Linked DNA regions of Homo sapiens: region 2 is linked to region 1. The links are chromatin loops, found by intact Hi-C in ENCODE. Cell type or tissue: GM12878. All regions are shown on one strand. Links, peaks and the distances in the headings refer to the core of each region. The heading gives the core; the rest is flanking DNA.

What was found. Hi-C counts contacts between places; a loop is a spot of excess contacts. Peaks named below come from ENCODE experiments on the same cell type or tissue, not always from the same donor. Only the 100,000 strongest peaks of a DNase experiment are listed, where the experiment ranks them.
Region 2: a loop joins it to region 1, with 14 times the contacts of the local background. A loop is called at or near these places in 9 of 110 quality-filtered maps.

The regions. Positions count from the first base shown.
Region 1 is chr16:62,220,872-62,233,549 of GRCh38, reverse strand. No RefSeq gene overlaps it. Among named protein-coding and RNA genes, the nearest start is that of CDH8, 190 kb to the right of the region's middle. In GM12878, for the core only: a CTCF peak has its summit at 7,696 (motif pointing left); a DNase peak (open chromatin) is centred at 7,659.
Region 2 is chr16:62,865,346-62,878,023 of GRCh38, reverse strand. No RefSeq gene overlaps it. Among named protein-coding and RNA genes, the nearest start is that of CDH8, 840 kb to the right of the region's middle. RefSeq lists an enhancer at 7,748-7,907. In GM12878, for the core only: no CTCF peak of the experiment used is centred there; a DNase peak (open chromatin) is centred at 7,883.

The DNA.
Region 1 (12,678 bases), core at 2,759-10,758:
GCAGGGATTAAACTTCACCTCTGACTAGCATGACAGCCCGTGATTCTCCAGCTCTACCACACTGAGACACGTTAAGTGAAGCCATTAGTAAAAGACCATGGGGCCCTGGAACTAGACACCCATACAGAAAACATATACAGAACAGATCAGTCCTCACTCTTGCTAACCCTCTGTTGGCTGAGATGCTCATATTTTCTGTTGAGATATGATGTACACAAATGCTCCCTTTTTTTACAGATAACTTTAGACTTCATTGTTATTTTTATGTTATGTTGAAGTTTAATATTTAAATAGAAAAGTATATCTGTCAAATATCTGCAAATGAATGAACCTGCATAAACTTAAGACAATTGGTACCTAATATATAGACCAAGAAACAAAACTATTACTAGCCCTCCATAAGAATTCTTCATGTTCTCTTCTATCATGCTTCGACACCCCCAGAACAGGCATTGTCTGACTTTGAACAGCATAGGTTAGTTTTGCCTGCTTGCATATTTTAGGTAATGAGAATCAATATAGTATCTGGCTTCTTTCTCTTAACATCATGTTTTCAGGAATCATCTTATTGTGGTGTAATTGTACAATATTTATATTTATTGTTGTGTTATATTCACCTGGAAATATATACATCTTAGTTCATTTATCCAGTCTCCAGTTGATGGGCATTTTGGTAATTCCCAACTTTAGCTATTTTGAGGTGTTACTATGAACATTCTTGTACATATTTTAAAATAAATTTATCTGCACATTTCCACTGGGTGTACACCAAGGAGTTGAATTTCTATGTCACAGAGCGAGCATATGTGAAGTTTTAGTAGATACTGCAAATTACTGTCTTTGAAATTGACCTTTATTGTGTAAAGAGTGATCACATTTTTCAGCCTTTTCTTCCTGTTTTGAATGTAATGCCTTTTTTCTAACATCCTCCCTCTCAATTGTATACAATTCATTTCCTGCTTTGCCAAGTTCATAGTTCTAGGCTTTCAAAAGGTTTCAGCCTCATTAAATTCCACATCATTGAGTATCTTGCTGATAACACTTTGGTTTTATGTATACGTAAAGAATTTGCTCTCTATCCACAAAACGGATGAATAAGGAAGGCACTTGATGGCTGAAGAAAATAATAAGACTAGAAAAAGCCTGTATGTTGATTTACAATTGTTTGGTTTTTCAATAATATCCATTTATTTCCCAGAATCCCCTGCACCTCTATTATTTTTTTGGTGGTAGGCAGTCACTAAGCCTCAGAGGGAGTCCAGCATGCTAGGTAAACCACAAAATTGAATGCCGCATTGTGTCCTTACAGACTAGGGAAAACTCTGTAAATATCAGCTACTTGACTCTTCCTGCAATTGAACTTGAAAAAAAAAAACGTGCCTGAAAACATTCAGTGAGGGGCAGCTGATCAGAAGTCACCTTATATCATGTTGGAGGAAAGATTACATCTTGGCAGACAGGTAAAAGGCTTGTGAGTAAATTTTAAACCAGTAAACTGCAAATACAGTAAATTATAATTCACATTGTTTTACATTTTCACTTCCTTTCATTCATATTTTAAGAATTAAAAACAAATACAATTAAACTTTAAAACTTGACTTAGAGCTATCTTGTAAAAAGACAGAGTAAAGTTGTGTACTATATATATTAGATATACTATATATAGTACATATAATATATAAATACTATACATATTTTAAATATATAAATACTATATATTTACATATTATATATGAATACATAAATACAATATATTTACATATTATATATAAATATATATAGTATATGTAACATATATACTATATACACTATATATAAATACATATATATATTTTTTGAGATGGAGTCTTGCTCTGTGGCCAGGCTGGAGTACAGTGGCACAATCTCGGCTCACTGCAACCTCCGCCTCTCAGGTTCAAGTGATTCTTCTGCCTCAGACTCCTGAGTAGCTGGGACTACAGGCACGTGTCACCACGCCCAGCTAATTTTTGTGTTTTTAGTAGAAACGGGGTTTCACCGTGTTGGCCAGTATGGTCTCAATCTCTTGACCACATGATCTGCCCGCTTTAGCCTCCCAAAGCGCTGGGATTGCAGGTGTGAGCCACCACACCCGGCCCATACCATATATTTTTGAAAAAGAGGAAGATTAATGAAATTCATTCTGTGCCTTCAAAAATTATTATCTAACTCCCACAATTCAAAATTCTAATGTCTACATAACAAAGACCATTCAGATTAAAGATGGTGTGTGCATAGATATTAGAAAGTGAAATACTGTCACCAGTAGAACACTCTTTCCACATAATTTTCAAAACCCTTCATATGAAAGTACTAAAAATATTTATATTGAATTAACATCACTATTTAATTCAAGAGGCAGTGTATATGCACCTAGGGTTTTGCTACAAACTATCTGCATTCTAAATTCAGTTCTTTTAATTCTTTAACCTCTCTGATCTCAGCTTCCTCATCTGTAATCTGTGGAATACAATAACTTTCCTATTAGATTGTTGCAAGTATTAAATAAGGTTATATATTTAAGCAGTTTATCACAGTGCCTTGCATGTGTTGTATGTTCTATATTATTATTTTATGTTTTGTCATTATTATTCTATTATGTATATCTTTTGAAGCACAGCAACTATAGCAGGAGGAAACCCTTTCTTAGGACATGGAGATTATCTCCCCTCCATAATGAAACGGGAGAGTTCCCTGACCTCCCTTGCAGGATGTGCAACAGGGGTGTGACTCGTCTGTTTGGTCACCGACACTGCTCAAACCACTTACAGGAGGGGCAGCACACAGACAAACAGGTGCAGGAGCCCAAGTGGGTGTATATTACAGTGAGCTCTTTTAGTCTTGCTGTCCACCAACAGCTTAAGTGCTAACCAGCTCAGTGGACCCTCTGCCTTTCTGCAAGGGCTTGAAGGATAGTGAATGCAGGGTTTTATTGGGTGGTGGAGGTGGCTCTCAGCAGGATGGATGGGGAGCTGGACAGGGGGTGGAGTGGGGAAATGATCTTCACCTGGAGTTTGGCCATCTAGCAGCCGATTCTCTGACTGTCTGCAGCCGAACTCCTCCTGACATTCCTTCTCTTCTTTCCTTGTCTGCCACACGTTCTGCTCCTCTGCTTGTCTCCTCATTTCCTTCTGGATCCTGGGGTCTGGGGTTTATATGGGTACAGGATAGTAGGGTGTGGTGGGACAAAAGGCAACTTTTTGGGCACAAAAATAGGAATGCCTGTTCCCATTTAGGGCCCTGGGTATCCAGGCTTGAGGGTGGGGCCTTTGCTGGGGAACTGCCCTCTTCTACCCAGTATTTCCCTGTCTCCTGTCTGTACCAATATGAGTGAGCCAAGGAAATAGCAGTCACAGCCTGAAGTTTTATACCATCCCTTCTTTCCAAAACCAGGACTTGCGCAATTATGACATTGGAATGACTTTGATTGTAGCTATATTTCTGTTTTAACCACTGTTGTCTATTGTACTCAATTAATCAAATTATTCCATAAAAATGTAAAATAATAGTGCAAAAAAGTATTCCAGCAACTTCTATGAGCTGAACACATTACAAAATATTTTACATTAAATATTTCAGCTCTCACCATGAATTTGCAATTCTGGCATTTTTTTTTCATTTCTCAGATGAGAAGATTGGCAAATGCACAGATTTAAAATTGGCCAAAGCATTTGAGATCAATCTACATTGTTGCATGTACCAGTAGTTTGTCTGCTGAGTATTATTCTATTGGATATAGAAGAGTTCGTTTCTATATTCACCACTTGACATTAGATTTGTTTCTAGTACAGGCCAATTATCAATAACACAGCTATGAAAATTCAAATGCAGGTTTTTGTGTGAACATGGCTTTTTATTTTACTTGAATATGCATTATAATAAGAGAAAGAAGCTAAACTCAAAAGGCTACCTATGGTTTAATTTAAACGATGCCTTGGAAAAGGAAAAACTAGAGATGGAAAACAGATCAGTGGTTACCAGGGTACAGGAGAGGCATTTGATTACAAAGGGGCAGCAAAGATAATATTTTGAGGTGATGGGAATATTATATTTCTTCATTAGATTGTTGTGGTATTGAAACACACTATGCATTTGCCAAAATTCGTAGAACTCAACAACAAAATGATTGAGTTTTACTATATGCAAATTAAAAAATAAATAAAGACTGTGCTGAAGGACACACCACTAGGAAATGGCAGAGCCAGAAGCAAACTCAGGGAGATCTCTCTCTATAGCCCATGCTCATTTCATCATGAGTACAGTCCTCTGTCAAATATTTGTTGCCCTATTAGGAATTATCACCTCTGGACATGTTGGCATGTGCCTGTAGTCCCAGTTATTTGAGAAGCTGAAGCAGAAGAATGACAGGAGCCTAGGAGTTTCTGTCTGGTGTGTCCTACAATCGCATCTATGAAGTAGCCACTGCATTCCAGCCTGGGCAACATAGAAAGGTATCATCTCAAAAAACATTTTTTTCAAATAATTATTTCCAAATGAGTTACTATTAGAAGGTTCTTCTATTTGTATTCTAATGTCCAAAAGAAAAATATTTTCCCTTCTAAACCATCAGATAGGAGATGTCTTAATAAAAACATTATATTCTCATTGTGTAAATTCAACGTAAGGGGCATCTGGGTGCTACTTGTTTTCAACAGGGAATTGAACAAATTAATACTTTGGATGTGTTACTTTTTTCAGAATCAGAACATTTTTAACATTAATCAAATCTATTCTAGTATTCCCATCTGTTCCTCACATCAGAGTTTCTTTAAGATAGTAATTATAGCTCTAATTCTATAATGCTTTTCTTTCCAAGAATACAGGTTGATGTATGCACCATCTCTTCTTCTAGTCAATTAATCAATAAGCATGCACAGGCAGTAATTGTGATGAAGAGTCCCGTTAATACTAAGAAAGCTAATGGTCCTTTTCATCAAGTGCTGATTAATCAGAAAATATTTTTCCCATAATTGGTAACTATTTTTATAATTCCTTAGAGATTTACTGAAATTAACAGGTTGAATTTTCTCTATTATGTGGAACAGCGATTTAGAAACCTAAATAATAAAATAAAAACATGGAATCAGAATGTAGCAATGTTTTCTATCATAAATTGTTTAGCAAATGAACATGCAGATTATTCCAGGCTCACATTGCTTACTTGGATATTTGAAACCACTTAAAAATTCAGTACTTACAAATTATCTATAAATACATTAAACTCTCAAAGAACCTGCAATATTAATTGTTGACTGGGGATTTCATAGGGCAAACAAATTATTCAGACAGAATAATGTGTGTCGTTGTTTGCTGTATTTCCCCAGGAGGTAAAACAATAAATTCCAAACCTTAAAGTCACCAAATTTATTTATCTTCTGGAATGAGTCCTATTTTTCTGTTCCACAGTGAAACCAAATGAACCCTGCAAAAATAAAGTGCTTTGAAATTTGTCGTTTTAAACAAGAGAAAATTCTTTTCTAACTAGAATTTGGATACTATGGTACAAAAATATTAAAAGGGTCTTTTTCTCAATGATTTATGCTTGGATGCCAAAATATTTGAGTGCGAACATGCTGGAATGAGAAAACAAATATTGTCATCTTTTGAAGATCTGCTGTGGAAAATATCATGGGTTTGTAATCAAGTCATTTATTCATCCTTTCTAAAGATGTTTGTTGAGCACACACTGCATACAGGATACATTTAAAAGAGTCAAAATTCACTGAGACAACATGAAATCGGAAATGCCAAGAGACAGAGAACTTCGGCAGGTTGTCTCCAGACCTCTGGGACTCAGATTGTTAATGTCCAAGCCACACTAGAACCCAATTTTTCTCCAGTTTTCTAGAAGTTTTCCTAGAGCATCTTGCTACAACAAATTAGTCAAATTATTTCATTCCAATAAATGGCAGATTCCATTAGAACTTAATGTATTTACTGATAATTTGTTAAGTACTGCATTTTTTAGTGTTTTAAAATATCATGCAAACATTGTTAGTCTGGACCAAACTAGGGAGTCATTATTGCCAAGAATAAGGGGTTGAGGATTCAAAAGAAACACAATTTAAAAAGGACATGGAGACGGGCAGTAACATGCTGTCTAGCAATTTATGTACTGTTGTATTGTGAAAAATAATGAGACATTTAAATCAGATAGTTCTGTATTTGAATCCAAGCTCTGAGACTTTTTAGCTCTATGACCTGGGGCAAGTTACTTTATCCATAAGCACAACTGTCCTTTCATCTGTCAAATGGAATTAATATAACCGTTAGAGTTCAGTAAACATTAGTTGTTTTTATGTATTAGCCACGGTAATAAGCACCTTACTTGTAATTTACACATCTGAGGTAGATACTTGATATGGTCTGGCTGTGTCCCCAACCAAATTTTATCTTAATTTGTTATCCTCACATGTCAAGGGAGGAACCTGGTGGGAGGTTATTGGATCATGGGAGCAGTTTCCCCAATTCTGTTCTCACGAGAGTGAGTGAAGTCTCATGAGATCTGGTGGTTTTAGAAAGGGCTTTTCCCACTTCGCTCTCTCTTCTCTATTCTGCCGCCATGTGAAGAAAGTCCTTGCTTCCCCTTCACCTTCCACCATGATTATTAGTTTCCTGAAGCCTCCCCAGCCATGTGGAATTGTGAGTCAATTAAACTTCTTTCCTTTATAAATACCCAGGCTTGGATATTTCCTTATAGAAGTGTGAAAACAGACTAATACGATACTATTATTACCCAATTTTGTTGTTGTTGTTGTTGAAACTGAGACATAGTAACCATTCTCCAGATTGCGTAGCTGTAAAGTATTGGAGAAACCTAGGCAGTCCTGGACTACAACCTGCAGTGTTAGACCGGTGTACTACATTTAAGAGCAGGGGAGATAAAGGAGATAATAGGTATTAATAACCTAGTCATGCTCCTGGCATATATAGTGGACATCCAATCAATTGCATAATATAATTAACAATGAATGTAATAATCTGTGTGCAGAATGTGCAAGAAAGTGAAAAATTGGTCTTAGGAAGAATCATTACGGAATAGAACTGGTCCTGAATGCTCAGGGACATCATGAATCCCTCTTTTCATCTATGTTAGTTGTTCTCAACAGGAGGCAGTTTTGCCTTTCCCATCACACTATTTCTGATTGTGATGACTAGGGAGATGCTATTAACCTCTAATGTGGCCAGGTACATTGCCCATAATCCTACAATGTGCATAGCTATCATCCCTCATGCCAAAAAATTGTCCTGTCCAAAATATCAGTAGTGTTGATGCAGGGTAGGTGAGCCCCCAACTTTGGGGTTTATCAGAGGGGGGTTCTTGGATTTGATCAGGAAAGAATTCAAGACTGAGTCAGAAGTAAAAGATAGAAGCTTTTATTGAACTGGTACTGCTCCTTCCGGAGCAGGGCTGACCCATAGGCAGTGTGCTCAGAGTGAACACTTGTGGACTCCTGTCTAGCTGTATTTAGTCCCACTTTTAATTACATGCAAATTAAGAGGTAGATTATTCATAAATCTCTAGAAAATGTGTGGTAACTTCTGAGCTCTTGCCATACAAAGAGGCGGTAACTTCCGGGTCTTTGCCATGGCGTTGGTCGTGGCGCTGGTGGGTGTGTCTTATGCTAATGAGCAATGAGAGCAACTAGAGGTTGCTTTCTGCGCCACCTGCTGGCTCCTGCTGGTTTATTCACTTCATCCTGTTGGGGTTGGGAAGTAAGTCCTGTCCCTCTCCTACCTCGTGGTTGCTGTTGAGAAATTCTGATTTATGTCATCTCACAGTTTTAATTTCTCATGCTGGGTTAGAAGTAGGCTCTGTTGAAAGAGATGCTTATCAATTTTTATTTTTATCAGAATCATCTCCAAATTTTGTTGACACATAGTGCTGTCAGGAATTTTAAGTTTGAAGACTTGGATTTATCCCAGAAATCTACATTTTCAACAATTCTCACCTTCAGGCAATTCTTTTTTAATTGATACATAATAATTGTACATACTTATGGGGGAGTACCTGTGATACTTTGAAAAATGCATACAATATACAGTGATCAAATCAGCATATGTAGAATATCCATCACCCCAAACATTTATCATTTCTTCGTGTTGAGAGCATTTCTTCTCTTTTAGGTATTTTGAAATACACAGTACAATATTGTTTATGATAGTCATCATACACTATTGAACACCAGGACTCATTCCTTGTATCTAACTGTATTTTTTGTACCCATTAACCAATCTGTCTTCATTCCCAACTCCCACCCTTCCCAGCTTCTGGTAACTCTCATTGTACTTTCCACCTCTGTGAGATAAACTCTTTTAGCTCCTGCATATGAGTGAGAACATGTGATATTCATCTTTGTGTGCCTGTCTTCAGGTAACTCGGAAGTAGATTGTCTCATTGATCCTGCTAGGGAAAACCCCCAGCCTTAACTCTGCGTTATCTGATACTGTGGGCTGGGAAGTGTAGCAGTTCCAGAAGAAGCCAGCTTAATAATAGCTATCACCGTAAACACTTAGCACTTATGTTTTGTGACTCCTCGTGTTCTTCTCAGCCAGCTTCCGTATTAGACTAGCACCCTGTGGTCGAGGAGCAGAGACATATTATAGGCAAGGAAATGTGAGATACGGTCTGACAAGGAGGTGCTAATAACTCTGCTGAAACTCGGAATTATTCTCTTCTTTCTGTGCCCAATGGGGAGGGAAGTGAGTGGAAACAGGTGTTAAAAGAATTCAGTGTGAAGCCAACGTCTGTAGTCAAGCCAAGACAATATGTGCTGGGGAAAGAAGGGACAGCAACTGGCACAGTGAAAAGAAAGAATATGGAGTTAGCATTACAGAGAGTTTAAGAGTAAGAGTTTTTCAGTGGCAAGTTGGGAGAAGTCTCTGTGTATGTGAGTAATTTTCAACAGGCTACTTGAACTCTCCAAGCAAGAGTCTTATACTCTGGCTGCAAGTTAGAATCACCTGGGAGCTTTAAAATAGATACCATTATCTGTGCACCACCAAAGACCAATTAAACCAGTATCTCTGGGGATGGGTGCAGAGTATCAATATTTTTGAATGTGCTCATGTTAATTCTCATGCATAGCCAGGGTTGCGAGCCACTGATCTAAATATTACTTTTGTTCTTTTGGGAAAATAATGAGACAATTAGACAATACGTGTTATGTATTTCAGCAAGAGATCTGGAGCTTAGTAAGCTTGCCGAAGATATTAGTTGTTGTTGCTATGATTATGATTATCATTATTGTTATTGTTATTGATGCTGCTGCTGTTGTTATTTTTATCATAGTTCTGTCTGTTGTCTTATGGCCTTAAGTACCTTCATTGGATCTGTTTCCTCACCTATAAAATGGGAATTGTATAAGTTACCACCTAAAGATGTTGTAAAAACACTAAGGTGGTATACTGTTTTATGAGGTATTTTTGGCAAACAATTCTCATAAATACTCATTTTTTCCCTAGAAACTTCTGCATTAGCTTACATTGAAAGGGAATTTGAAAGTCTTCCTAATAAAGATGATATTCTAAAGTGCCAACAGCCTAATAACATCCTAGTAAAGTAGTACAAAATATTTCATAAGATGAACAATTATTATTACTATCATTATTATTATATGTACAAGGAACTGTGTGTGTTTGTGTTTATCTTATTTAATCTTCCAAGCAACTTCATGAGGTATTATATTTCCATTTTATATATGAAGAGAATTGCTTACACAGTACCTGGCAGAATCAGAATTTGAACATAGAAATTCTATGCTGAATCATTTCCCAATACTGATATTTTGGTACTAAGGAAATAATGGCCTATACAATAAAGTTGGGTGGACAGCTAACTGCACTATCGTCTTCCTTTAATGAAATGCTGGGAGGACAGCTAATACCCACCCTGCTGGGATGAAGCTCTCAGAATTTGAGGCAAGCATTCCTTCCTTTCGGCTGTGGTGGATACATCTATGAGAAAATAGCTTGAAACAAGGCACTGAAGTATCCATCAACATGGGATCTAAAATTGGGAAGTAAGTTGCTGCAGAAATTCTCAAGGCCATGTGTGGGTACACTTGGCGTTGTGTACAATCTTACATTGCTGACAGAGTTGCAGGTGCCAAATTTAATTAATGAAATGGAAATGATAAGATTCTAGAGTTTAGCCAAGAACAAGATTTTTTTGTTCTCAAACATAACACTTTTGCTTTTTCACATATCATAGTCACCAGCATGGCTTTTGACTAATGGATTATAGCAGGAACCTCTGGTTTGGGGAAATAAGGTGTCTTAGACTCAGTGAGCTGGTACTTCAGATGCCCAGTATGGCCTTCTTTTCATTATAACATATAATGTCTCTGTTCTTTCAGTCTCATCCTTGCCCTTACCTTCAAAATGTTATTTATGGCAACAGGCGCATATGCTATGGATTATAATCATTACTAATATTAACCATATTTTAACTTGAATGAAATGGAAGAGGGTATCTCTATAGTTCTTTTCAAAAGGAAATAGAAGTCTTGGTGTCAAATATTAAGAATATGATCCCCCAGAGACATAAAGATTAAGAAAATTTGAAAATAGTATAGTTTTACACCATAATATTTCTGAGGTCTAGAATGTTACTATCCATATATGTAACACCTCTTTCATCAAAAATTGCTTTTATCCTTGAAATTACTATGGGAGGAAGGGGAGGATCGTAATCTCCATTTTGCAGATAAAAGAAATTGAGGTTCCAAGAAGCTAAGTCACTTGTTTAAGGTTACTTAGCTTAATCAGAGTAGAAAAATACAGTAAAAACAACAGTGTTTACTCTGGTCTGGAAGTTTGGTTTTGAAAAGGGAAACAGCAAATTTTTTACTGTCTTATACCAAATTTTCACATTAATCTAATAAAATATGAAACTTTTAATCTGACTTAATTTTTCCTTTTTGGGAAAAGGGATAGGGAGGTTATCTAGTTATATGTGCATCATTTATTAATCTGTTCTTACTTTTCCTTCAAAAAGAAGGATAATATATTAGCCAAAATAAATAATAACATGGTACCCAGAGGTGAGGAAGAGGTATTAAGCTGTAATCCCTCCTGTTTCGGAATTTTCCTGTCTGGTTCCATTGTTTACCTGTCCTTCATTGGTACACAGATGCTTACATTACATTATATTACATCTTTCAACTTATAGAAATGTTAAAATGTACTATCCATTTTAAACTTTCATAGGTAAGCTTTTTAAAATATATACCCAACCTGATTCTTCGATCTCTCACAGTAGATCTGAGATAAAATTATGTACTTAATAGTGTCAATTTGCAATGATGATAAACGGGCCTATCTACCCAAACCAATAGGCTCACAAAATTTAAGTTTGGAGTAGAAAAAATACTCCAAAACACAGGAGGAATTTGTTTCTACTCTCTGACATTGTCAAGGGGGGATTCCATAACACACAAAAATTTGACCCCCGTTCAGTGTTATGATAAGTGTCACACATTTTGTGTGAGTGTTTCAGCCCCAACCCCAGCCCCAGCCTCTGAGAGAGTTTGCTAAGAACTTTGGATGTGCTATTTCTCTTAACTCTTACAATAAACTTACAAGGTTATTGGCAGTATTATCTCATTTTATAGAAGAGCTTATATTTGGAATTCAGAGTTATTAGTACACTATTTGCATATTATTCCCAGTTTTATTATTTCAGATATAAATGGACTTTGAGCCTCAAGGGATATCAGCAGATCATGTGGTTCACAATGTTAGTATTTTCCACATATTTTATTTTAAAATCTAGTTTATACATTTTATTTCTCCCGTACAGCTTTCTGAAGATCCACAGCTTTCTGAGGATATGTCTGAGGTGTGTATGGGAATGATGTCCTGTTTCAATATTTTAAAGGAGCAGAAAACATTTGAAAATTAGTCCTTATAGGCTTTTTTTCTGTCTGTATAGCATAATATTCACTGAATGTTCTTTACAAACCTGTCTCTATGTAGAATCATGGTAAAAACTATCTAGACATAATTTTTAATTTCCCTTTATAGTAACCATATGTGTGTAAAAGATGACAATTTAAGGAACTTTTAAAAATCTTTTTTTTTTTTTTGAGACTGAGTCTCGCTCTGTCGCCCAGGCTGGAGTGCAGTGGCGCGATCCTGGCTCACTGCAAGCTCCGCCTCCCGGGTTCACGCCATTCTCCTGCCTCAACCTCCGGAGTAGCTGGGATTACAGGCGCCCGCCACCTCGCCCGGCTAATTTTTTTGCATTTTTAGTAGAGACGGGGTTTCACCGTGTTAGCCAGGATGGTCTCGATATCCTGACCTTGTGATCCACCCGCCTCGGCCTCCCAAAGTATTGGGCTTACAGGCATGAGCCACCGCGCCTGGCTCAAGAAACTTTTAATGCAGTGGCTCACGCCTGTAATCCCAGCACTTTGGGAGGCCAAGGCGGGCGGATCACGAGGTCAGGATATCGAGACCATCCTGGCTAACACGGTGAAACCCCGTCTCTACTAAAAATACAAAAAAATTAGCCGGGCGTGGTGGTGGGCGCCTGTAGTCCCAGCTACTCTGGAGGTTGAGGCTGGAGAATGGCGTGAACCCGGGAGGCGGAGCTTGCAGTGAGCCGAGACGCGCCACTGCACTCCAGCCTGCGCAACAGAGCGAGACTCCATCTCA
Region 2 (12,678 bases), core at 2,983-10,982, 640 kb before region 1:
TTCATTTAGCAGAGTTACAAATTGCTCCATAACACAAGGCTCAATTGACTTATGTATCCTTAGTATAAAATATTTTACTATCTTTGCTATTCCTAATTAGATAACATAACTTTGGCCTACATATTTACGTACTTTGAGCTCAAAATGGGCTAGAATTAAATTTGAATACATAGTAATATTAGTATTCAATTAAACAGTCACATGTTTTGTCACAAAGTCACTCAATCGTGGCTATTCAGTATAAATATATATATATATACACACACACACACAGCTAATATATCAAAATAAATTGCTACTATAAAATATAATGTATCTCATTTTTAAAACTAAAAGCCACTTTTAATGTATAAAAATCACATGTAGAAATTATATCTACTTAGTAACAACTTTATTCAGTGGTGGAGAAAAACCATTAATAGTTTGTGATGATCAATTTTATGTGTAATGGGATTAGATCACGGTGTTCAGATATTTGATCAATCATTATTCTGGATATTTCTGTAAAGGTGTGTTTTGCATGAGATTAACATTTAAATCTGTGGACATTGAGTAAAACAGATTACCCTTTATAATGTGGATGGATGTATTAGTCCATTCTCTCATTGCTATAAAGAACTACCTGAGACTGAGTAATTTATAGAGAAAGGTTTAATTGGCTCACAGTTCCACAGGTGTACAGGAAGCATGACTAAGGAAGCCTCAGGAAACTTACAGTCATGGCAGAAGACAAAGGGGGAGCAGACATGTGTTACATGGCTGGAGCAGGAGAAAGAGAGAGAATGGGGAGGTGCCATGTACTTTTAAACAAACAGATTGTGTGATAACTCACTATCAGCAGAACAGCACCAAAGGAGAAATCCATCCCTGTGATCAAATCACCTCCCACCAGGCCCCAGACCTCCAATAATGATTATTGCAATTTGACATAGGATTTGGGCAGAGACATAGACCCAAACGCTATCAGTGGGCCTCATCCAATCAGTAAAAGGCTTTAAAAGACCAGATTGACCACCCCTTAAGAGAAAAAATTCTGCCGGCCGACTGTCTCTGGACTTCAGCTGCAACTCTTCCCTGGATATCCAGCCTTCTCACCAAAGCTGCAAAATCACCTGAGCCAGTTCCTTCATATGCATATGTTAATACTCTTGGTTCTGTTTATCTAGAGGACCCTATCTAATACAGATTTTAGTACTATCGCATTGCTGTAACAAATACCTAAAAATGTGGAAGTGGCTTTGGAACTGGGTAATAAACAGAGGCCGAAGGAGTTTTAAGGTATATGTTAGAAAAAGCCCAGCTTCCCTTGAAGAGCCTGATGTTGGAAATATCATCTGGTGAGGTATTAGATAGAAATAAGGACTGTGTTATTGGAAACTAGAGGAAAGGTAGTCCTTGCTATCAAGGGGCAAAGAATCGGGACAAACTGTGTTCTAGTGTTTTGTGGAAAGTTGAAATTAAGAAGTGAAAAACGTGGATGTTTAGATGAGGGGATTTCTAAGCAAAATTTTGAAGACACAGCCTGGCTTCTCCTTGGTACTTACGGAAAAAAAAAATGTGAGAGAAGACAGATAAATTGAAAAAGAACATTGTTATGCAGAAAGAAACCAGGGAATGAAGATCTGGAAATTGTCAGCCTATCCATGTTGCAAACACTGAGGAAGTATTTTGTGGAAAGAATACAAAGTGTTTGGCTGAACAATCACTCCATAAACAGTTTATGGGTGTAACTCATGGATATAATCAGCAGAAGCCTAAAATAGAGATGGTTTTGTGCTAGCAGAAACATTGCCAGCTTCTACTAAGGAAGATACAGAACAAAATGAAGGAAGGGTGTTGGACTCTTGTATTCTGGAGGATTGTACAATAAAGCTATGGAGCTTTAAACCTGAATTATCCTTCAGGAAAAGGGAAGATCAATCTCCAAAGGCAATTCAGAGATAAACAGGACTGATACTCTTACCAAAGACTGAGTACAGTGAGGTAGGTGAGGGCTGGCAAGGTTGCCTTTTCCTTGGTTTCAGGGTCTGGGGTCCTCTCCTCAGTTTTAATGGGTCAGGCTTCCATCATTCAGGGTCTTATGCCAGGATAGCCACTGAAAGTTGAAAGTTGCAGGGATGGGGCTGCTGTCCAGGTCTGAAGAGAGTGATAATGGTACCCAGAAGGCCTAGAATGCAGACCTGCCACCCCACTGCACTTGAGGACAGAGCATGGAGCCAAAGGGGATTATTCTTAATTCTTAAAATCAAATGTACTTGGCCCTGCCAGCTTTTGGACTTGCTTGGGACCCAAGACCTTTTCCATCTTTCTGCTTTCTTTCTTTTAAAATGAGAATGTGTGTCCCATGCCTGTCCCACCACTGTATTTTGGAAGCAGATACTTTTTTTGGTTTCACAGGTTCATAGCTGGAGAGGAACTTTGCCTCAAGATAAATCATACCTGAAGTGTCATCCAAGCTTGATTTAGCTGATGTTGAGATGAGATTTCGGGACTCAGGGTTGATGCTGGAATGAGTTAAGATTTTGGGGCTGCTGGGATGGGACTGAATGTATTTTGTGTGAGAAGAACATGAATTTTAGGAGTTGAGGGTGGAATGTTATGGCCTGAATTGTGTCTGAAAAATTCATGTTTTGACATCTTAAACCCCAGTACATGAGAATATGGCTGTATTTGCAGATGGGGCTTTAGAAAAAGTGATTAAGTTACAATGAGGCAGGTAAGGTGAGCCCTAATCCAATCTGACTAGCTTCCTTTTCAGAAGATGATCTTAGAACAACACATAGATACACCAGGAAGGCACAGGCACAGAAAAAAGACCATGAGAACAGGCAGCCAAAAAGCAGCCATCTGCAAGCTAAGGAAAGAGTTCTCCGTGGAAACCAACTCTGCTGGCACCCAGATTTTAGATTTCCAGGCACCAGAGCTGTGATAATACAGATATCTACTGTTTAAGCCACTCAGTCACATGATGGTCATAGTGACAATCATGAAGCAGGTCCTTTTAAGTCAAAACCCTCCCACAGACAAATGCTACAATGTTTTTAATCTCTAAGTCTCTTCCCATTTCACGGGCATAACTTGCAGGAGACAAGCATGGCTTGACTACTTACAGAGTTATTTTCATGACCAACATCTTCAGCATCCATCACACTGCTGTTAAATAAATAAAATAAACTGTAGTTTAGATACAGTCACTTAGAGTTGGAGCTGAAAATATAGAGTCTATTACTGGAATTTGTTGAAATGGTAAAAATTTTAAAAGTTATGGAATATACATGAGGCTTACTGAGGAAATAATTTCTCTTGCTCTGTCTCCATATATACATGTCTGTGTGTGTATTACACATGTATACCTATTTCTCTCTCCGTGTGTATTATACATATATACTACAAACACACACACACACACACACACACACACAAATATATATATAGGGGTGACTTTGGGGAGCACTTGGCCTCAGGCTATTTCTTGCGAGTATTCTAAATGTGCAACAATCTCAAAAGCAGTAAGGCATCCTCTTTAATTTCTGCCGCAGTAGAATTGTCCCAAATCGTCTTTTCAGGCAAGCATCCCGCCTGAAAAGGGTCCTTTTCCCTTCTTCTCCTGGCTCTGAAAAACTTGCAGCCAGTCTATAGTGTGAATCTGGTCCATTGTCCTGTGAGTTCTTCCGGTAAGGAACAAGGCAGCAGGCACTTGCAGAAATATTCCCTAATTGTGGAAGAAGGAGCTTACCCCCTTTACTGACATATTTTTTCCTGTTGATCTCCTCACTCTGCTCTTGTTTGCTTTGTTTTGTTTTGTGTTGGTTGTTTCCTGTTGAGGCAGAAATATGGCTCCCCGTTAGCATAATGCTCTTTACTGCTAGCTTACAAAACCCACGGTTTTTTAAAGGTCCTCTTCATAATATCCATGGGCCTCAGTGATATTCTTAAAGTAGGCATTGTTTCCATTATTTATCCTAGAAAATAACAACAATGATAATGACAACAAAACGGAAAGGCGGCCAGCTTCAGTTGTTCTTTAGGCCAAGTTATGAGATCAGCCAATTCAGGCTGTGTTATGCAATCTCACCAAATAGTTTATTATATTTTGCTAGAACCTCCATGCAGACATTTTGCTTTTTATTTCAAATGCTCATTTAATATTAGTTATTTGGCACAATTATTGTAGTGCAATGGAAAGGGACCAATAATGGGAGCCTATAAAGCGGGTTCCCACACTGGTTAAATTTTATTGTTCAATTACTAGATTTTAGTGTCTGTGCCAAGATCTTTTCCTGTAGTATCTCATTTAATCAGCACAATTTTCTCAGCTACTGGTATTATTAAATTTATTTCAATAAATAAAGAAACTGAGGTTCATAGGGATGAAATGTGCTTTCAAAGTTTTCAGAACTAAAGTCTATGAAGCCTGGGATTCAAATCCAGATTGTCTTTAGATATCTGATTTGTTTATTCAACTGCTATGCTATGGTGTCTTCTTAGTTTTCTGGTACCAGTTTTATTATAGTTGTGTGCTTTGAGACAACCATGCCTTTTCCTTTTGTCTCAGTGTTCTCACTTGTCACAGTGAAAGCAGTGAGCTTCATAAAGTTTAAAATACCAGGTGTGCCTTTGCATTCTGTTTCTGTGGAACACTCCTTGGCACCTACTCATTTCTGATACTTTCAATGAGAGATTTATTTTCCCCAATGCTGGCCATGATTTTGTATTCAAATTATTCCCTTATGCTTCAAATGTCCTTTCTATGATCACCATGACATCTACTCAGAACATCAAAAATTTGTCATCAAATTCACAGCATCAGCCATTTTCAGGGGCAATGGTGTTTCCCTCTTGTGCTCATAAAACCTTTACTGAATCTTAGGGAGTTTAATTTCTGTTGTTAAGAAAGCAGCATAGCTACCCTGAAAGTTTCTAAAGTGAAAACACTTTGAATAAATGCATCCAACAACCAAAACCCAACAATTACATATTTGAAGATCAGAATGAAATTAGAAGGTACTCAGTGCGCTGAAGAAATATCAAAACTTCTAGACAGATGGGAACCCAAAATGATTACGCATTACCCACTACTATAACACTGATTCTGAAAGGACTCGAATGGAGCCATACTGGAAATGGTATCGTCTTCTATAATTTTTAAAATATTGGACTAATATATTACTGTTCATCTTAAATAGGGTTTGAAGCAGTTCTCTCTTCAGCACCAATATCTTTGTGATTATAGAAGGGAATCTCACCTTCAGTGACACGCAGATGCAAAGAGTCAAGTCACAAAGACATTCCCAGAATTAACTTATAAACTCAGCAACCAGGGATTTGAAGAGAATATAGACATTTGTGAGGTCTTCCATGGACATCAATTGATAGGATTAGTTACTTAAAGATTATACTTGAGTAAGTACATTCTGCGGTTCAGAATAAAGATCATGAAGCAGGCCCAGTGCAGATGGTGAGTGGCATGGTCTGCACTGACAAGAAGATAAATTAATTCTCTTATCTCACAGAACCACTCCCTTTTCCACACTGGTGAAGGGTACTGCCAGTTCCATAGAAAAAGAGACTGGAGATAAGTATCAGAAACCACTAATGAGCATTTATACTTATTTATATTAATGAATACAACAGAAAAACATACAGGATTTTTTTTACAAAGTCTAGAATCAATCATTCCTAACTTTTTAAAAACTATTTTTATAAACTTATGGATTTAAAAAAAATCCTACAATTTTATTTTTATTTTGGAGTTTTATTTTAAATAGATTAATTGTTCCTGATAGACACTGCTTCACTGTTATAATCAAATTCTGATGTCAAAGTTGGGAAAAGTATAAAATTCAGTATCCTCAGTGAGAATTTCTTCTTAGATGTCTTTCATGTTACAGAAGCAACCCTACATATTTGGTTTATTCATAGCAGAATCTACTTAGACTCTTTCATAGTCTAAAGGCTCTAGTTTTAAGCATGATTTTAGCAAGTTCCATTTTGTAAATTCTACTTCCCGCTGCAAACAGAAAGCACTACATTTCAAAGAGGAAGGTAAGTTGATACACTGATAACTCAAATTTTTACACACACACACACACACACACACACACACACACAAATGCAATACATTCCTATTTAAGATTCAATCTTAGAATTATAATGAATTGATAAGTCATGAGACATCTATGAATTCTAAAAATAAGTCATAACTTAATTTGCATATTATAATGTTAAACAATACGTACCTATCATATTAGGGTTCTCTAGAGGGACAGAAGTAATAGGAGATATTATATATATATATATATATATACGTATACATATATATACGTGTGTATATATATATATATATAAAGAGGAGTTTATTAAGTATTAACTTATACGTTCACAAGGTCCCATAATAGACTGTCTGCAAGCTGAGGAGCAAGGAGAGCCAGTCCCAGTCCCAAACCTGAAGAACTTGGCATCCGATGTTGGAGGGCAGGAAGCATCCAGCACAGGAGAAAGACGCAGCCTGGAAGGCTAGGCCAGTCTCTCTTTTTCACGTTTTTCTGCCTGCTTTATATTCGTTAGGAGTTGATTAGATTGTGTCCACCAGATTAAGGGTGGGTCTGACTTGCCCAGCCCACTGACTCAAATGTTAATCTCTTTTGGCAACACCCTCACAGACACACCCAGGATCAGTACTTCATATCCTTTAATCCAATCAAGTTGACAGTATTAACTATCACAGCTATTGACAATGAGAATGCATAGCTATGTAATAAATTAATATTTATATCTGGTAGTATAAGAGGTATTTATTTTCTTTTACCAAAATTTTCAGGTTTTGTGATGCTGTCACGTAAGTTATCATGATTACTTGTATGAGAAAATCAGCTTTTTCAATGTTGTTATACACAGAAAAAGTTCATTTGTTTATGAAAACATGTTCTAGAAATAGATTTGTCTTACTCAGTTCAAAATATGAGTGTATAGTAATTTCATTACCTGTTTCATCACCTACAATAATTTCACTTTTATCTAGCAGAACTAGGTTAGGTCCAAAATCATCAACCTGCTTATAAAACACTTTCTACTGTACAAGGTAGGAAATTATTTTTGAAATTTTATTTCATTGAGATCAATTTGATTCATCCATGGGTAATAGTATAAAGAAATTATTTCTAGCTGCCCATTTGCTACATATACACCTAGCTTTACATAATCAATAGAAATATGTGCTTTTGAGCTGAATATCAAAAAAGAAAAAGAAAAAGAAAAATAGGTCACTAGATGGTGCCATAATGTTATTTTTTACTTTATTGTCAGGGATTCTGGAAAGGTGTTGTAATCATTTTTAAGAGGCATGTTGTCAGATGCCATGAAGAATAAAAAGTAAACTTAAAGTTAACAATTTGGGGAGGAAATATTATTAATCTTAAAAATGAGTTATATTAGATGTATTGTGTTAAATTGAATTAAAATACATCAATGAGACTGGGAACAAGTTTTGACAATATCAAGGTAGAAAAATGTTCCTTTTTAGGTTGAGGTGATTTTGTTCCTAAAACCATATGTAATTACTCATTTACATATGTAAGGCCATACATAGGAAATAGTACTGTTTTCTAGCTACTCAAAGAGGTGACGATACCTTTCATTCCTTAAATAACCAAGTGTATTTTTAGGTGACTTCTGTTCAATCAATAGTTTTCTCTAATAATTGAAGCTGGCTCCTGTGCTTTCTGTTGTGATTTTCATTGTTGTTAAACATAGACAGCAATGTATATTATTTGTTGACAGAACGTTTCTCCATATCACTGATACTAGAAAGAAACTGCAGCCCAAGTGACAGTTTTTTCAAACAACCGAAAATATTATACCACGTCTGAAACAAATTGAGAGTAATATTCTTGTTTTGGGAAATGCTAGACCTTGTTGCAAGGGTTATAGGTAAAAATACTGTGCACACAGAAACAGACACATATAAGCAGGAGAGAGGTTTATTTGCATTTCTGAACTTCCCCACTGACATAATTACTCAGCAGAGAAAAAAAAAAAGTTTCTACCTCTCCAATCTTCAACGACCATTTACATTCACAATGTTCAAGAGATCTAACACTTTTAGGCACTTTGGAGATTTAACGGTGGAGGAGAGGAGAAAGACTTAAAAGTCTCAAAGTGCTTCTGTATTTCTCTCATTATTGGAAGCAGTTTAACAGTGTACTTCCAGGTCTCTCTTTTACCAGAGTTTGCTCTTTTCAACATTATTATTCAACATGAAAACTGATTTTTCAACCCAAATAGAACAAGAAACCTTTCCAAAAAGGTGCAAATTTCAGTGTCAGATTTAGATACATCTTGATAACAAAATTTCATTTTTCCCAAACACTGATCTGGGATGTTTCTGAGGATAGGCCCATTCCTTTCAGAAAGAATTTGTATAATGTTACTGAGATCACCAGAGATCACCATTTCTAACTGACACAATGCAGGATCTTGGATTTTGGAGGGATTTTAGAATGAAAACAGTGAACAAAGAAAGAGGGTCAGACTGTTTTCAGGGAATATTTATTATCCATTTTAATTAAGCAAGGTAACTGTTTTTCTCACCCATTTAAATTATTACTCCACCCTAAACTTGACAAATTAATATCTAATAATATATTAGCACATGAGAAGCAATTATAGCCTTTCTGTTTTGGGATGGGGTTTTTTGACGTAATTTACAATAAGGTTGGGCTTCTCTCTGACTTAGGTGAAGATGTAGTTAATATAGATTATTTATACAGCTGCTTGACACTCTATTTTACAGCATGTTTCCCTGGGGATGTTAGTTTGTAACAACCTTTTCCTTCCTTGATGGCTATTAATGATACCTGGCACTGCTTTCTTTACTTAACAGGCTATATATACAATTAAACAGAGGCTTTGACATTTTGACTATGCCTTGGCTGAAATGATATGAATGCTGATAGTCTTATACTAATTCACAAGACTTTTATGCAATAGACACAGGAGTAAAAAGAAATAAAGTACTCTGAGTTTTTGTTTAAAATATTGATCTTCAGCCCAAATCATTGCTTAATTTGGATCAATGTATTGAGCTGAGGTTTCCCCAAGATTGAGTGCCTTGCTTTCTTTCGTGCCGTCCAAATAGTTTTATAGATACCAGTGGGACGTTATGTATTAGGCAAAGTGCTAATTGCTTCACATGCATTGGCTCCTCTGCCGGTACTGAGTAAAGGGCTATTATAACTTTCATTTTATGGGTGAGGAAATAGAGGTTTGAAGGTGACTAAGTGACCTCCTTAAAGGCACCAATTTAATCTGCAATATAGCAAAAAGCAGTTGCTGTAATCCAGAGCCCCAGTGGACCTGGGTTCTGTGCTTTTTGTTGTCATTGTAATTGTTAAACATAGACAGCAACGCATATTATTCGTTGAAAGGACAGTTTTCCCATATCTCTGTATACGATATTGGTCTTAGGATGACAGAGTGAAAGAAACATTAAAATTTATCTGTGGCTGGAGAAAAGAGAAGTCGTTTTGATAACATATAATAAAACAGACAATCACCTGAGAGTTTTTCTACTTCATCCAAAAATTATAATGGGTACCATCTTATATAAATTATTAGTAGCTGTTCAGAGGTCTCATTTAGAATATGATTTTTATTCTTTTGCTCTTTTGTGTTTTTCCCTTCCCTCATTTGTTACCGTCTTCGGGGCTGTCAATTAAGGTAATCCAACCCAACCTGACCAATGTTGGCAGGTGGCTTCAGTTAGTCCAATCAAATATTCTTCTCAAATAATTATATTTTCACAAGTAGGACTTACAGACTCAAATTAAGTGGGGAGGGGCTAATCATTCTGAATATCGTGCCCCAAGGAAATTTCCATCAGTTCCTGGTAAAAGATCCTTGTTTCTCAGCCTTCAGCAGCCCACTTCTTTTCCTTTCTTACCACAGGTACTTCGTACTATTTACAAACCTAAGTTTCCTTGTCAATAGGAAGTAATAATAATTTAATAAACCTTTTTTTTTTTTCAGACAGGTTCTTGTCTCCCTCTCTTGGCCATGCTAGAATGTAATGGCGCTGTCTCGGCTCACTGAAACCGCCGCATCCCAAGCTCAAATGATCCTCCTGCCTCAGCCTCCCAAGTAGCTGAGACTAAAGGCACGTGCCACCATGCTCAGCTAATTTTTGTATTTTTTGTAGAGATGAGGTTTGGCTATGTTGCTCAGGCTGGTTCCAAACTCCTGGACTCAAGGGATCCACCTGCCTTGGCCTCCCAAAGTGCTGGGATTATAGGCATGCGCCATTGCACCAGGCCCTAATAAAACTTCTGATAACTTTTTTGAGGATTAATTAATTTGAATAATATAAATAAAATGTGGGCACAATATCTGACATATAATAATAGTTCATACATTAGTTGCTCTTCACCCCCTAAAATCTAAAAAACATCCTCCCATCACCACCAAGAGAAAACATTTATACCCTTCCAATCATAGTCCTATCAAAATACCTATGATCTAAGCACCTTTTGGTCCTACTGCATTGTAAAGACCGAGGACTGGTTCCATTGTTTCTAGATTGCGTTGTCTCCAATGACCTCCTCATTTTGTAATGAGGAATTGTTTCAACTACATAGAATTTTCTATGGTTTTCTAATTTAATTTTGAATAAAAAGGTTATCAATTTCTTGAGATTGAGAGTGTCATCATGTGTCCAACAATAATAAAGATTGGATGGTGTGAGGGAGAGTGAAGGTCTGGAGAAGTGGCAGGGTGGTGGAGGATAACATATTTAAATTATATTAGAATTTAAATTAAAGCATGTTCTGAAAAGGCAACCATTACTGTTTATACAAGGCTCTTTAGAAAAGAATTTAAAGTTACAACATACAAATTAGCTCCAGACATTCTCTCGGCCCAGCTCTGCACATACTAATCAATGAGGCATAAAGATATAATTAGTTCACAGACGCATTTGTTGGACTGTGTTTACTAGGCTCTTAAATACCACATTTAAGTTTTGAGCTTAAATCATCAGCAAATGAATTTCAGCATAAAAAGGGGAGTTTCTCTGATATTTTTTAAATGTATTTGAAGATTGATATGAAAAGTTCCCACCACTCCATTCTAAAGAATTTATTTCAAAGCATGTCATAAAGGAATTAAGTAAAATGCAATTTGGCAGTAAAATATATTTATGGAAAAGCCCACAGGCCTCTACAGAAATCATCAGTGAGGTAGATTTTTTTTCAAGTATTATCTGTTTGCGCTTCTGGGTTTAGTAAACATCGTAACTGTCCATAGCAAGAGGAGCAGAAATTGAAATTTGGCAATGGGTTTAGGCATTGTTTCCTGGATGCCTCAGTCTTATTCTAAATTAGCCACCCTACAAATCCTCTGGAGAGGTTTTCAAAGGAGAAAATGCTTTGAACTTAAGTTCTTCTTCTAGCTGTAATTCTTTGGACCCAAATCCCTTCCAGAAGGTCCTTCTTTCTTCCCTATTAACAGCTAAATCATACTTTTTAATCTAAGCACAACAAACACAGGCTCCCCCCAGAGCCATAGCAGGTGTAGTGACTCACAACAGTCTCTTCAAGTAGGACCTCAGAATCCTCAACTCACTGCATTCCCAAGCAGACACTAGCAGTAGATTGATGTTGGCACAGAGTTAATTTTATTTGCTATCTTGCTGTAGAATATTAGGCTAGGAAAATAACTCCAGAGATTAGATCATTAAATTCAAAGTATTTAAACATTTTATGAACACTAACTAAAAATGATACACTTCTATGTGAAATAACAGTGTATCAGGAATATAAACTTCAAAAATTAAAAAAAGAATACATCTTCATTGATCATAACAATTATAAGTACAACTTTTGCAACAGAAGTTTGTCAAGAATTTTCACTGTTTTGATGTCATTTTATTTAAACTCATAACCACTCTTTTATAGAGTTATTACTATATCTTTTCTGGAGATCATAAAAATGAACCACAGAGAGTGTATATTTCTCAAGGGCACATAACTAATACTGTAAAGTCAATATTAGAGCCCAAAACTTATGATTCTGTATCACACTCTTTACTTATATAACTTGTTCTAAGAATAAAAAGCAATCATACATGCACTATCAAATGGACAACAAGAAATTCTCTATCGTAAGAAATATGTATATACAGGGGAGTGCTCTCAGTCCATTTGGCTCATATTGTGAATGAATAAAATGAATTCCAGAGGATTTTGATATATTAATAAAAATAACTATATATTAAATTGTACTTGCTATGAGTCAAGTGCTATGCCAAACCACTTCAATTATTTCCATGAATTTAACCATTTAAAATTTATAACAACCCTAACAGTAAATGCTATCGTCATCTCCGTTTTACAGATGAGGAAACTGAAACATGGACAGAAGTCATGACTTGTTAAGCTCTCACAGATGGAGGTGGAGTAAGCACTCTGTCTTTAAGTTCTGCAACCATAAATAGTATACTAATACCGCTTCTCAAATATTTATAATCTATATATTAAAGTACATATGTTTTCAAAAGAATCTGGTACCATGTCATCCGCATCTAATGGTGTTACATAATTAATGGTTGTGTTAATATGCTAATAAGTCTGCTCATTTACTGTTCAAATACAAGTAGTATGTTCAAATAGTGAAAATGTTGCTCAT